Regions from separate parts of the Homo sapiens genome. Here region 1 is linked to region 2. The links are chromatin contacts, found by Hi-C or POLR2A ChIA-PET in ENCODE. All regions are on one chromosome and are shown on one strand. Each heading gives the region's core, a stretch centred on a gene start or an enhancer-like site at or near the end of the contact. The rest is flanking DNA. Distances are from core to core; before and after follow the strand shown. Region 1 overlaps LOC124904475 (a long non-coding RNA gene). Region 2 has its middle 100 kb from the start of LINC01031.

The links. A loop is a pair of places that touch in the nucleus more often than their neighbours do. ChIA-PET counts read pairs that join two places held with the same protein, here RNA polymerase II (POLR2A). Pooled maps may share reads with other maps.
Region 1: a map of Calu3 shows a loop between it and region 2 (2.9-fold over the local background). The contact joins two enhancer-like sites. A Hi-C loop is called at or near these places in 1 of 168 maps with a recorded cell type or tissue (Calu3) and 11 of 50 pooled maps. POLR2A ChIA-PET finds 5 or more read pairs at or near these places in 2 of 52 experiments (PC-3 and activated T-cell).

The regions. Positions count from the first base shown.
Region 1 is chr1:193,705,367-193,711,656 of GRCh38, reverse strand. All of the region lies in intron 3 of LOC124904475 (a long non-coding RNA gene), which reads right to left. Among named protein-coding and RNA genes, the nearest start is that of LINC01031, 400 kb to the right of the region's middle. Within about 2 kb of position 3,941, at least 2 of the 41 ENCODE cell types and tissues checked have a DNase peak (open chromatin) inside an H3K27ac peak, as active enhancers do.
Region 2 is chr1:193,406,066-193,412,793 of GRCh38, reverse strand. No RefSeq gene overlaps it. Among named protein-coding and RNA genes, the nearest start is that of LINC01031, 100 kb to the right of the region's middle. Within about 2 kb of position 3,678, at least 17 of the 41 ENCODE cell types and tissues checked have a DNase peak (open chromatin) inside an H3K27ac peak, as active enhancers do.

The DNA.
Region 1 (6,290 bases), core at 2,692-5,191, 300 kb before region 2:
GCAACAGAGAGAGATTTCATCTCAAAGAAAAAAAAAAAAGGCATTAAATTTGTGAGTGGAAGGCATGAACAGAAAATGTGTTCTAATTGACAGCAACGTATTGTGTCAGAAAGCATTCAGCCTATAAGAAGACTTCAGCAAGGGATTTCCCAAAGCAAATGACACCAAGATATTTACTCAAGTTAGAGATAGTTATGTAGACTCAGGAATAGGTTTGGACTGAAAAATATTAAAATTACTGGAGAGCCTGTATTTTCCAATCAAGAAGCTGCTGCCATATTTCCAGCAGTGTTGAAGCAGTTGACTAAGGAGAAAGAATACCATCTAAAGCAATTCTTCAGTTGCAAGGAAACTGGGCTTTTCCAGAAGATGATGCCCAGTGGAACCTACATTCATTAAAGTGCAAAGGAAATACCAGAGCACCAGACATGGAAGGACAGATTAACACTGGTACTTTGAGGCAGCGCTGCAAGGTATATGATAAAACCACATGTATTGTACAGGGTGAAGAACTCATGTACTCTAGAAAACAATAACAAAAGTTGTCTGCCCATGTTCTGGCATTATAATCAGAAAGCCTGGATGACAGCCATCTCATTTATCAAACAGTTTGACCAATGCTTCATCTCAGATGTAAAAAAAATACTTGGACAAGGAAGGGTTGGAATTTTAAGTCTTATTAATACTAGACAATGCACCTGGTCATCCTTAACATGTTTGCTATGAAAATGAAAAACTCAAAGTTGTGTTTTTACCTCCAAATATAACTTCATCACTTCAGTCCCTTGATCAGGACATCCTTAAGATTGTCAGGGTCATATGCACCTACCTAGTATGTGATTGCATTTGATCAGCACCTGATACAGACCCTAATCTGGAAGTAATGTAGTGCTGGAAATCATTCACTATTGCTGAGGCAGTAACATTCATCAAAGCTGCAATCTTTGAATTAAAATCAGAAACTGTTAAGTGCCTGCTGGAAGAACTTATGGTGGAGTGAAGTAAGGAATGATTTTAAAGGCTGCCCAGGGATCAGTGGAAGAGTTAGTAAAATCATTCATGCAGCAAGACAAGTTGGTGGAGAAAGATTTGCCAACATGCTTCATGAAGAAATGGAAGAACACACTGAAGGCCATTGAGAAGTGTTAAAAATATGTAAGAAATTGGAAAACCTTGTTGAATCATCTACAGAGGAAGATAAAGATAAAAACAAACTGAAGCAGACCTAGCAATGTGGATATTATGAAAATGTGCCAAAGTGCTTCAAATTGTGCAGACATTAAAGGACAAAATTATGGAATAAGATCCTCCGATGGAATGCAGCATTAGTCACAACCTCTGCAGCAATACATTGATGAATTGAAAGGAGACAACAACTTCTGATTATAATGTTCTTCCAAAAGATTCTGGCCAAAAACCCTTTCAACTATCAAGGATACCCAACCATCAACATCATCTGTCTCATCATGATTGCTTGGGTTCAAATCCCACCTCTGCCCAGCTGTGTGATCTTGAATAAATTATCAAAATATTTCTTAGTTTTTCCATCTGTAAAAATTAAAAAAATAATAGTGTCTTTTTCATACAGTTACTAACTGGATTCAAAATGATAAACCATAACATTCTTTCTATGTATTAAAGTCTAAAATTTGCTTCTCAGTCCTAATATCTTTGCTATTCAACATGATTATAGCTTGATTTTCCTTAAATGCCAAACTACTAGTACAGAGCACTTGCCAAATTTACCGTATCACATGAGGTAAGATGAGCACTTGGAACTCAGCAGGTAAGTGCTAAATTGCCTAATGCTGATTCTGAACTTACTCAAGGTCAACAGGAAAACTAAAGCACAGCAACTGGCAAGCCTGGCTTCATCATTCATGGCATTTCTGCTGAATCATTAGCTCCTTGCTGGCACATTCAGCAGATTCTTATGTCAGGTGTCCCAGTACACTGATCTTTTGATGCACCCTAGGCACTCAGTGAGCTAGAGTCAATAGAAGGAAGAAATGCAAAAGAGTCAGATTAAAAATATAAGCCTTTAGTATAAATTTAGCAAGACTTATTTTCATAAGCCAAAGAAATAGATCTCCTGACACTATGGTTAAGAGGTTAGAAGTATAGATATTGACATAGAAGTATAGATATCAATATAGATGCAGACATAAATATAGATCAAATACGCTACGTTGAATTACATTTGTCAATAGAGCTTGGCTATAACCATTTCCATGAACTTTTTCTTGATAATACTGGTCTTTGGATCAATTACAAAATCTTATGCATTCTTTTGTCAGGACTATGAAGAGAAAGGAATCAGATAATAAATGAGGCTATAAGTAATTTGTAAATATTACCATGTAGAGAAGAGTGAATGTAATATCCCCTTTATGCTACTATAACAGAACACCATAGACTGGGTAACTTACAAAGAATAAAAATTTATTGGCTCACAGTTCCGGAAGCTGGGAAGTGCAATATCAATGCAGGTTTGCCAATTCCAATCCTAGATGGTGCCTTGAATACTATGTTCTCTAGAGGGAAGAAAGGCTTCATGTTTACATGGCAAAAGGGCAAAGAAAGAGTGCCCACTCCCGTAAGCCTTTTCTTATTACAGCATTTATTAATTCATGGCTTAATCGCTTTTAAAGGTCCCAACTCAATACTGTTACCTTGGCAATTAAATTTGAACATGAGTTTTAGAATATACAAAAACATTCAAACCTAGCAACAAAGGAGGAGTCAAGGAAGTTAAAGACATAAGCAGTATCATGTGGGGTAAACATGTTCTTCTGACAGTGTCATCAGAAGACGTTTTGTGATGGAACACGATGGTCATCCACCACGCTGTTGATCTCAAAACATTAGAAACGTGCCCTGAATCCGACTGGCTTCCTCTTAACAACTTATGTATATAATATTCTTAATGTTACTTAAAATTATTTAATCAATTTATATTTTTAGTCAGTTCTAGGTTTAACTACATGATGCAGGACCCTCAAACCTCACTACCATTTTTTAAAAATCCCTAAAGTTACCTCCACAAATAGAATGTCCTTTTTCATTATGGATTTACCTGTTTACATCTGGACTTCAACCACATTCCCCCATTCACCATATCTTTTAACACTTTTATTTTTAAACATTGTCTGATCTTCTTAGTACCTACATATTTGAAAGATTTTTTCTTTCCATTTTCATTTATTTACCCTGGACCTTCTTTAGTGCTATGGTGTCTGTCTTGCAGTGCAGCAACCAAAACTGTATGCAGCATTCTAGGTAGCACTACAAGACGATATCCAGAGTTAAAAGCTCAAAATGACAGTAGTATAGTCTGCAAGTAACATGTGAGTGGTGAGCTGCGAGGGTAACCTGTGTTAACCTGAATGCTAATAGCTCATCAAAATGTTCTGAAAACAATACCCTGACATAAATTAATCATTCATGGTTCAGGTAAAAATTTCTATGGTTAGATCCTTGGAAACAGATTTTAGAATCAATGAAGAGTGCTTGTAGATGAAGAAGGGATTCTTGTCGATTAAAAATGAGGTGTAGGGAGAGCTTTTTATTGGACTATGTAGAAAAGGAAATTTACCACCTTTTTGACATTTCAGGGGTGGTATTCTACAGGCCATTTCCTTACACTGTCATATAACACTGCTTATAATTAATCCTGTATTTATTCTCAGGAAGTTTAAGTCAAGGAAGCAGTGGTTTTCAAATCACCCCGGTGTTAACACTCATTACTCACCAGAGGCTGCAATAATATGTAAGAGGTTAGCTGACAGATTAAACTGAAATTGAGCATAGGCTATTTGTATTTTAATCTTCCATGACCAGTTTGTTTGACATTAGTATAAATTTAAGAAGCCTGAAAAGCATAGCTAAAATAAACAATCAGTCCAACTCTGTGATCTCATTCCTCAGTCCTCATTCTTACCCTCACTCTGAGTGCTAGTGCGTGTTTGTGTGTGTGTACTATAGGGAGTGGCACTGAGGGGCAAGAAAAAGTGAAATAGGCACAAAAGTGAAAAGGCACAATTAACTTTACTTTGTGAAATGAAAGTAATAAATTGTGTCCCATTGTAGCCCTGAAGCTGCTCTTCATTTATAAAATGTGGATAACTATGACCCATAGAGCTTAATGAGTAACAAAAGAAATTGTATATTCCAAATATTTACTGCACTACAGTGACTTCATAGAGATGTTCTTGAGCATTGAATCATTACAATATTGCACAATCTCACCCCTTAAGGCAAGATAGGCAAGGGGTGATCATTGTCATCTTGGAAATATTTGGGGTTTAAATAATCAAAAGGTAAATGGGACTCCTTTATATTTCAGACATACTGAGAAGCAGATAAAATAGTGTTTGTGTGTGTTGCTCTCGGTTTACAAACACAATCTGAATCAAATTGCTTGGGTTCAAATCCCACCTCTGCCCAGCTGTGGGATCTTGAATAAATTATCAAAATATTTCTTAGCTTTTGCATCTATAAAAAGTAAAAAAAAAAAAGTACCTTTTTCATACAGTTATTAACAGGATTCAAAATGATAAATCATTAGAAAAACATGGCACACAGTAAGTACCCAATAAACACTATTATTATTAATCAGTAACCTATGTGTACATGCATCAAAGATATCTCCTAATAGGCTTCTCCACTAACCACAGTATTTGACCCAGTGAATAGATAACAATGGAGTCACAGCAAAGCTGCCAAACTGAATGTACTCAAGCTTGCTTCATGTTTTAAGCACTAAAGTATATTTGACATTGCATTTAAAAATATCAGAGTAACATAATGTAAGCCAAAATTCCACAACCATTTTAGAAATATGTGGTTTGTAAAGAAGATAAAGTCTTACCCATAATTATTTAAGAAATGTTAGATTTAAAATAATTTTTGGCCAATTTTTCTAGTTTAACTCAACATTTTTGCAAATACATATCATTCTGAATTATTTACTGATATCTGAAATGTAATGAATAAAATTCTATATTATAACAGAATTTTTACTGGCACTACAAGAATGGATTTTAGAATACTGATTAAAAGTGCTAGGAATTGGAGTCAGAAAAAACTTGATTCAAATTCCTACTCTAAGGGAGAAAGAGAGATACCAGTCATGGGGTACAAAGTTTTAATAATATAAGATGAATAATTCCCAGAGATCTATTGTACAACATAGTGCCTATAATAACAATACTGTGTTATATGCTTACAAATGTGCTAAGAGTGTATATTAAGTGTTAACTAATCATACCAAAAATTGTTTATTCATAAGGTAGGAGGAAACATTTTGGAGGTGATGGATATGTTTATGGCATACACTGTGGTGACAGTTTCACTTGTGTATACTTATCTCCAAACTCATCAAGTCATATAGAGTGAATATGTACAGCTTTTTGTATGCCAATCATATTTCAATAAAGTGGTTTTTAAAATGCCCTATTCTGCTGTTCAATCCTCTATGATTATGGAAGATTGTATTTCTAAGATCTGACTGCAGTAATATTTCCCATCCCTCATGATCTTCATATAATGCATCTTGAATTTCATCCATTAGAGTGGTGATGTATATATTTCCTCCCCTTGAAACTGGGCAGATCTTTATGATTGCTCAATCAACCGACTATGACAAAAGTAACACGTATAAGTTCTGTGGCTTGATCATAAAAATGGCCCATTCTTCTGCTTTGCTTTCTTCTAGTGCTTATCCTTGGAACCCAGCCACCATGCTGTGAGGAAGCCCAAACTACTCCACGTAAAGGGAGCTCATGGAGAAGCCTCCGGTAGGTGTTCCTGCCAAGAGATGAGCTGAGAGTCCAACCAACAGCAACATCGACTGCCAGACACGTGAGTGAAGATGTCTCCAAAAGATTATAGCCCAGACATCCAGTCACCCTAGCCCCAAATATCAGATCCCTGCTTCATTCCATCCAAAGTCCTGCTCATAGAATCTGTAAGATTAATGAAGTAGTTGTTGTGTATGACTAAGCTCTAGAGTGGTTGTGCAATGATATTAATTGGAACAGTAACCCTGGGCGAGTAATATAGTCTAACCTTCACACTTCTGTCTTCAGCTTGGGGATACTAGCACCTATAACACAGAGATGAGGAAGAATAGATGACACAGATGGTGATATTAAAGTGTAGGTATTCACAGCTTCTCCCTCCCCAACGCTGCTTGGGAGTCTTTGTGTTGACTTGCTCTGGAGATTTTGTGGTGTTGATCAAGGTAATGTGTAAAAAATGCAGTATAGGAAAAAAGAAGAAACAAAGAG
Region 2 (6,728 bases), core at 2,429-4,928:
TCCTTTTTCCCTCTGGGATTTTGAGGAAGAAATCCTAAAATCCATGTCTTCAGTGTGGCTCTTTAAAAAGCAGTTCTTCTTGCTATTTCTGGGAAAATAAAACTTTAAAATCCTCAATCATTTTCCCAGGTGTAAAATGAGCAATTCTTTCAGTACATCAAAAATATTGTTCATCTGCATAGTCTCATGTCTACTGCAACCAGTGTTCTCTTTCTTATTGTGTACTCTGAAGTCAAAAAGATAATAACTCATTAAAATTAAAACCAATCACCTACATGTAAACCAAACCATCAGAGGAAGTTTTTAAAATACTTCTCTAAGCTGAATATTTAGATCTGTTCTACTTAAAATCACATGATGGAAATCATTTAAAAACACTTTCAGTTTAACAATCCCCAGAAGTATAAGAATGATATATAATCATTCTATACCACATTATAAAGGCTGATATATAAAACTGTATGTCATCTAATTAATTTGGGACCCATTAGAAAAATTAGTTCAAAGCAACAACAACAAAAATTACACCTCAAAACTACAATTTTTTTAAAACTATCTTACAAAATATTTGGGGTTTTAACTTAATCTAACACAGGAAAAGTCTGCTTGCTTATAGCAAATATAGATGAAGATGGGCTGGAAGTAAGGGTTGAAATGGGTGCAGAAGAGAGAAATGGAAACACATAAGAAACAATTTAGAAACCTTATAGACTCAGCGTGGTAGGGGTTTGTCTGTTTTAGAGAGAATTAGTCGCAGAGGAAGAAGGCTGTTGACGCCTTTGATCAATGAAAAACCCTGGAGAGGAAAGACTTACTCAGTTCAGGGTTAAATAGAGATTAAAAACAAAATGCTTAGAGGAGATGAGATGGCAAAGAAGGCCAGAAACTTTTAAAGTAGTGGGAGCCAGCACACACAGGAACTATGATCAATCTCTAACGTCTCACACTTCATTCAGAGCTTTCTTCAAACTGCTGAAACCATGTTATTTCATAGCATTTGGGCTGACTTCAATCGTGAAATATTTTTAAAACTGTCTCTCAAAGAATGGAACTTTTCTTTTAAATCATAATTAAATAAATGTTGTTAAAAGGAAACTCTTATAACAAGTTTAGAAATTCCATAATTTCTTTTCCTCAAGAAGTGATCTTATTTTATAGTCCAGATGGTAATGCTGACCCTTATTAACACAAATTAAATTGCATATATCACCTAAATTGTGCCTCATAGTTTTATCCAAGAAAAACAATGAATATTAGCAGATTTACACAGATGTTTCTTCTCTGATAAAAGTAAGAAAACTCATCAGAAAAGATTAATTTTGTCCTCTTACACTGAGATACGAATCAGCCATGTAATTGCTACATAAATATAAACATAAAATTTTTGTATTAGGTATTAGTTAGAAAAAAACAAAGTAGACCTCTTACACAATTGGAGGTGAGAAACTCTATGGAAAGAACGTCATAGAACACATCCATACAATTAGTAACATGAGATTCTGACAAAGTCAGACCAGATGCAAAGCAAAGCAATTATAACTAAAGTTAATATGGTAATATTCATGAATACTTGAAGTTGTGACTAACTACAAGTGAATGACTGAAAAATTTCACATTAGATACCCCTTATTTTTAACAGTGGCCCCATGGTAAATCTAATAATGGGGGTAAATTTTAATAATTTTTCTATAATATGGAATGTACTCAGAAAATGACAAAAATTAAACTCTAGATTTAAATTCCAAAATCTGTAGTATGACAATTAAAATACTACCTAGAGAGGGTACTAGTTAGGAGTACTAGTTAATCTGTATAGGGTACTAGTTAAAGGTGTGGATTCTGTAGGTGGACCATGCAGATTACCATTCCACCTCTCCTGCTGGCATTGGTCTTTTCCAAGTGACTCGACCGCTGTGAGCCTCAGTGTCTTCACTATAACATAGAATAATACTAGTAGTAGTAGGTGGCAGTAATTTTACATAGAGGTGCCACAATATCTTTTTGCCATCCACTGGTTTTCTGAATTTACAATACAGAGCCAGGTTCTCCACTTTGGAGGACCAGAAAGGGTCCTTTATCAATATACCCAAAGTCCATCAGTTTCTCAGTAATAACTTTATAATAACTAAAACCACAAAAGATTGAAGGTATCTAAGAATACCAATCCTTAAAAACAACCCATGAAGTACATATTATTATCCCCATTTTTCAGATGAGGAAACTGAGGTTTAAAAGTTTAACTCTCCCAATATATCAAAACAACTGAATAGCAGAGCTGCTCTTCAAACCCTAGACTGTAACACTCCTATACCACTCTGCAATAATGGTTCTCATGAATGTTTTTATTCTACAATAAAGATGTATAAGGATAGCCACATTTGTATAATCTATCACAGTGGTTCACAAAGTATGGCCTGGAACCCCTGTGGGTCCTTAAGACCTTTTCAGGGAGTCCATGAGGTGAAAACTATTTTCATAATCATACTAAGATACTATTTGACTGTTCTATTTTCATTCTTTCATCAGCATATAGCGAAGTTTTTCAGAGGCTCCATGATCAGTGATATTGCAAGAAATTGAACGCAGAAACAGATATCAGAATCTAGCTGTCTTCAGTTAATCCGGACATTAAAGGAACTTGCAAAAATGTGAAACAATGCCACTCGTCTAACTAAAGTGTTTTTTCTTTTTTTTTTTTTTTTTAGTTTTGGAAAATAAGATTTTTATTAAAATGTTATTTATTTTAACATGTAATGGGATTTTTTAAAATAAATTATCAATACATATTTTTAGATATTCTCAGTTTTTAGTTTGAATCTACTAAACATACTTAGGTATAACACACATAAACAAAAGCTCTTCAGGGGCCTCAATAATTTTTAAGAGTCTAAAGGTGTCCTAAGAACAAAAGGCTTGAAAACTGTGAAGAACTTTCACAGTACTTATGCCATTGCCAATACAAGATTATAGGTAAGGAAAAAAGATTATACAAGGAGTGTTTTTCAATAAGCAGCCAATTTAGTTTGATAGTTTTCTGGTCACCCTGAAATCAAATGTTATTTGTACCACTGCACCTACCCAAACTGAAGGCATTTTTCCATGATGAAAGGCCTTCCAAGAAATTATTGCCAGACGATATTATGTGAATTTTTTTATTGTTTGGGAGGAAAATGGGATATGAATTAAGAAGTGAGAAGTTGAATGATTCTAGGAAAATGATATTTTATTGTGTGTTTTTAAAAAGGAGTCCATATCTTAAAAGATTGATTGCTAAAGAATCTCTTCCACATAATACAGGGAAAGAAGATGAAAAAATTAGCTTACTACCAACTATCATAAGTCTTTAACCTTAAAAAAAACATGAAGTCTACATATATGTGTGTGCTATAAAAATGTAACTATAACAAAAAATACATATAATTTACATTATATTACATATACCATTTAGATAAACCTGTTACTTCTGTGCAGGTTCCCCCAGACTCACCCTCACCCTTTCTTTCTATGTCCTGACCCCAAATCATGAAGTGCCTTGGCTGCTCTGTGACCTCGCCAGCTGCAGTTTTTTCCAGCAGGCTTGAACCGAAACCACGGCCTTGAACATTTCCAGACACTGAAAAAGTTATCTAGGTTGTTGCTCAAAACACTAAAAGAAACTGGCCCCGGGCCCTGAGCCAAATTCCTCAACCCTTGATAAAAACTTCCTACATGACTCCCTCATTTCAGACATACCTAGGTAGAACAGCCCCTTTCTCTCACTGTCCGCCACAAGGACTGGAGCAGCGCTCTGTAAGTTCCCCTAATAAATTCCTTAGATTCATCACCCTGGCGTTTAGTGCTTCTTTCTTTAGAATCTTAACCAGCCCCATCTCTGGATGGTTTGGGGAACTTCCCTGCAGAAATTCCCCTGCCGCCACTTTTGGAGCAATTCCAGCCATGGGTTTGGTAGGACAAAACGTCTGACAGAGAAGAAAATAGGAGGCTCACTGCTGCCTTGATCACTATAACAACTTTGTTGATATATGGATAACTATCTAAATGTTCCAAATACAAACTAATGTTCCTATATCTAGCAAGTGTATATTTAAATGGTGAATTAGGATTCTCCAGAGAAACAGAACCTATAGAGATTAGGTAGATAGAGAGATAGACAGATGATGGATGGATGGATGGATAGATAGATAGATAGATAGATAGATAGATAGATAGATAGATAGATCGATAGATAGACAGACGGTTATAGAGATAACTTATATCAATAAGTTATTGACTCACTGATTACAGAGGCTGAGAAGTCCTATGATCTGACATCTGCAAGCCGTAGACCCAGAAAAGCCTGTGGTGTAGTTCAAAGGCCTGAGAGCCAGAGGACCGATGATGTAGACTCCGGACCCAGCCTGAAGGCTTAAGAACAAGGAGCACCGAGGACAGAAGACTGACGTCCAATTCAAGCAGACAGGCAGAGGAGAGCACAAATCCAATCTTCCTCTGCCTTTTTGTTCTTTTCAGGTGTTCAAAGAATTGGATGATGCCCGACCAGGTGCGGTGGCTCACACCTGTAATCCTAGCACTTTGGGAGGCCGAGGCAGGCGGATTGCCTGAGCTCAGAGTTCGAGACCAGTCTGGCAACACGGTGAAACCCCTTCTCTACTAAAATACAAAAACTTAGCCAGGCGTGGCAGCGTGCGCCTATAGTCTCAGCTACTCGGGAGGCTGAGGCAGGAGAATTGCTTGAACGGGAAGCAGAGGTTGTACAGTGAGCAGAGATCACCCCACTGCACTCCAGCCTGGGTGACAGAACTAGACATTGTCAAAACATAAAAAAATTGGATGATGCCCATCCAGTTATTTTCAGGCGCTCAAAGAATTGAATGATGCTCTTTGGGGAGGGCCATCTGCTTTACTTAATTTACCAGTTTAAATGTCAATCTCTCCCAGAAACATCCTCATAGACATACCTAGAAATAACATCTAAACAGACATCAGGGCATCCCATGGCCTAGTCATATTAACACATAAAACTTACCATCACAGATGGTGTTTGTCACCTCTAACCTATCTCCAAACAAATCATAGATGATTTTTAGAACATAACTTTTTAAATTTTTTAATCGTTTATATTTGCTGCGTAATCTTTTCTGTCTTATTTCCCGTATGTATAGAATGATAGCGCATAGAAAGAAATAATTCTCACATATTTAAACCAATGTTAAATGGTTATAACATGTAATTACTGCAGCCTCCAAAAATGATGATGATGATGGCATATTCATCAAGATGTAAATGTATTAACAAAGCAATGCCAATTGCTTAAATTCTGGTACCTCCATATATAGTCTACATCATTATAGAGGGGCAGGAGAAATGCAATAGCAAAACTACCACCTTAATAAAACAGCTCAAAATAATTTACAGGCATTTTTACTTCAAGATTTCTTAGATTTGCTGTTTGGCATAAACTAAGTAAGTATAAGAGACCAAATATGTGAAAGTAACAAGTAAGTGCAAGAAAAAGAAACATATTCCAAATAAGCCATAAACAACCTCTCTACTACAGAGAAAATACAGTCAAAGGCTGTTGAGTTATCCACAGACACAAAGGCATTTTTTAAAAAGTGGGTGATGGTGTGGAGGGAGGAAAGAGATTTGACTTTAATGTTAAATGTTATTGGAGTTAGCAAGCATTAACTCTAGACTATTTTTCTCTCTGATTTACACAAAGGTCAACCTCTGACTGAAAAATGTGAGCCACAAGTGAAATATTTAATTTGTTAGACGACCTCTAGTGGTCATCCAAGACACACGTTGGCATGTGAAAGAAGAGTTGTTTATGTTACCGAGAACAAAATGATCAAATAACTAGGAGGGATCAGGAAAATGTCCTTTACGGTAACAGAAATTTTCGCTTGATAAAATAACTGTAGAGTATATCAAAATGCTTTAAAATGCATGCACATTAATCCTAAAAGTCTATTTTTAGAAAAGTATCCAAAAAAAAAATTTGACAAAGGCTCAAAAATGTTATGAGCAAGAAAGTTTATTCCAGCATTGCTGAGCAACAGTGTGTAGTGGCAAACAATGTCAATTGATTAAATAAATTATGGTACATTCATATAGTGAAATACCAATGCAGCCATCAAGAATAATAATAATGTCATTATGTTAAGTGAAATAAGCCAAGCACAGAAAGACAAATATCCCATGTTGTCACTCATATGTGGCAGCTAGAAATGTGGATCTCATGAAGATAGAAATTAAATTGGTGGCTACCAAAGGCCAGGAAGGATAAGAAGGAGGGATGATGAAGGGAAAATTATATATAGAGATATGTAAATGTAGTTATTACCACTTAACTGTACACTTAAAAATGGTAAGGATGGTAAATCCTATACATGTACTTACCTCAATAAAATTTATTAATAATAATGATGACATATTTATTGAAATGAAATGAGTTAGCAAAATAATGTTGAATTTAAAATCAAGTTAAAATTACAATAAAATAATATATAATACCACCCTTGCTAAAAAATTATGAGTGTTTTTATCTGGAAGGTATAAACTATATAACCAAAGGATTAGAGGTAAATCTTTGAATAGTAGAATTATAGATGGGATTTGTTCACAAATTGATTTTCTCCTTTGTTGTATATTAACATATTATTTTGTGATAATGATTTCTATAAAAATTAATACACATAAAGAGATAATGGTCCATGAGATTACAG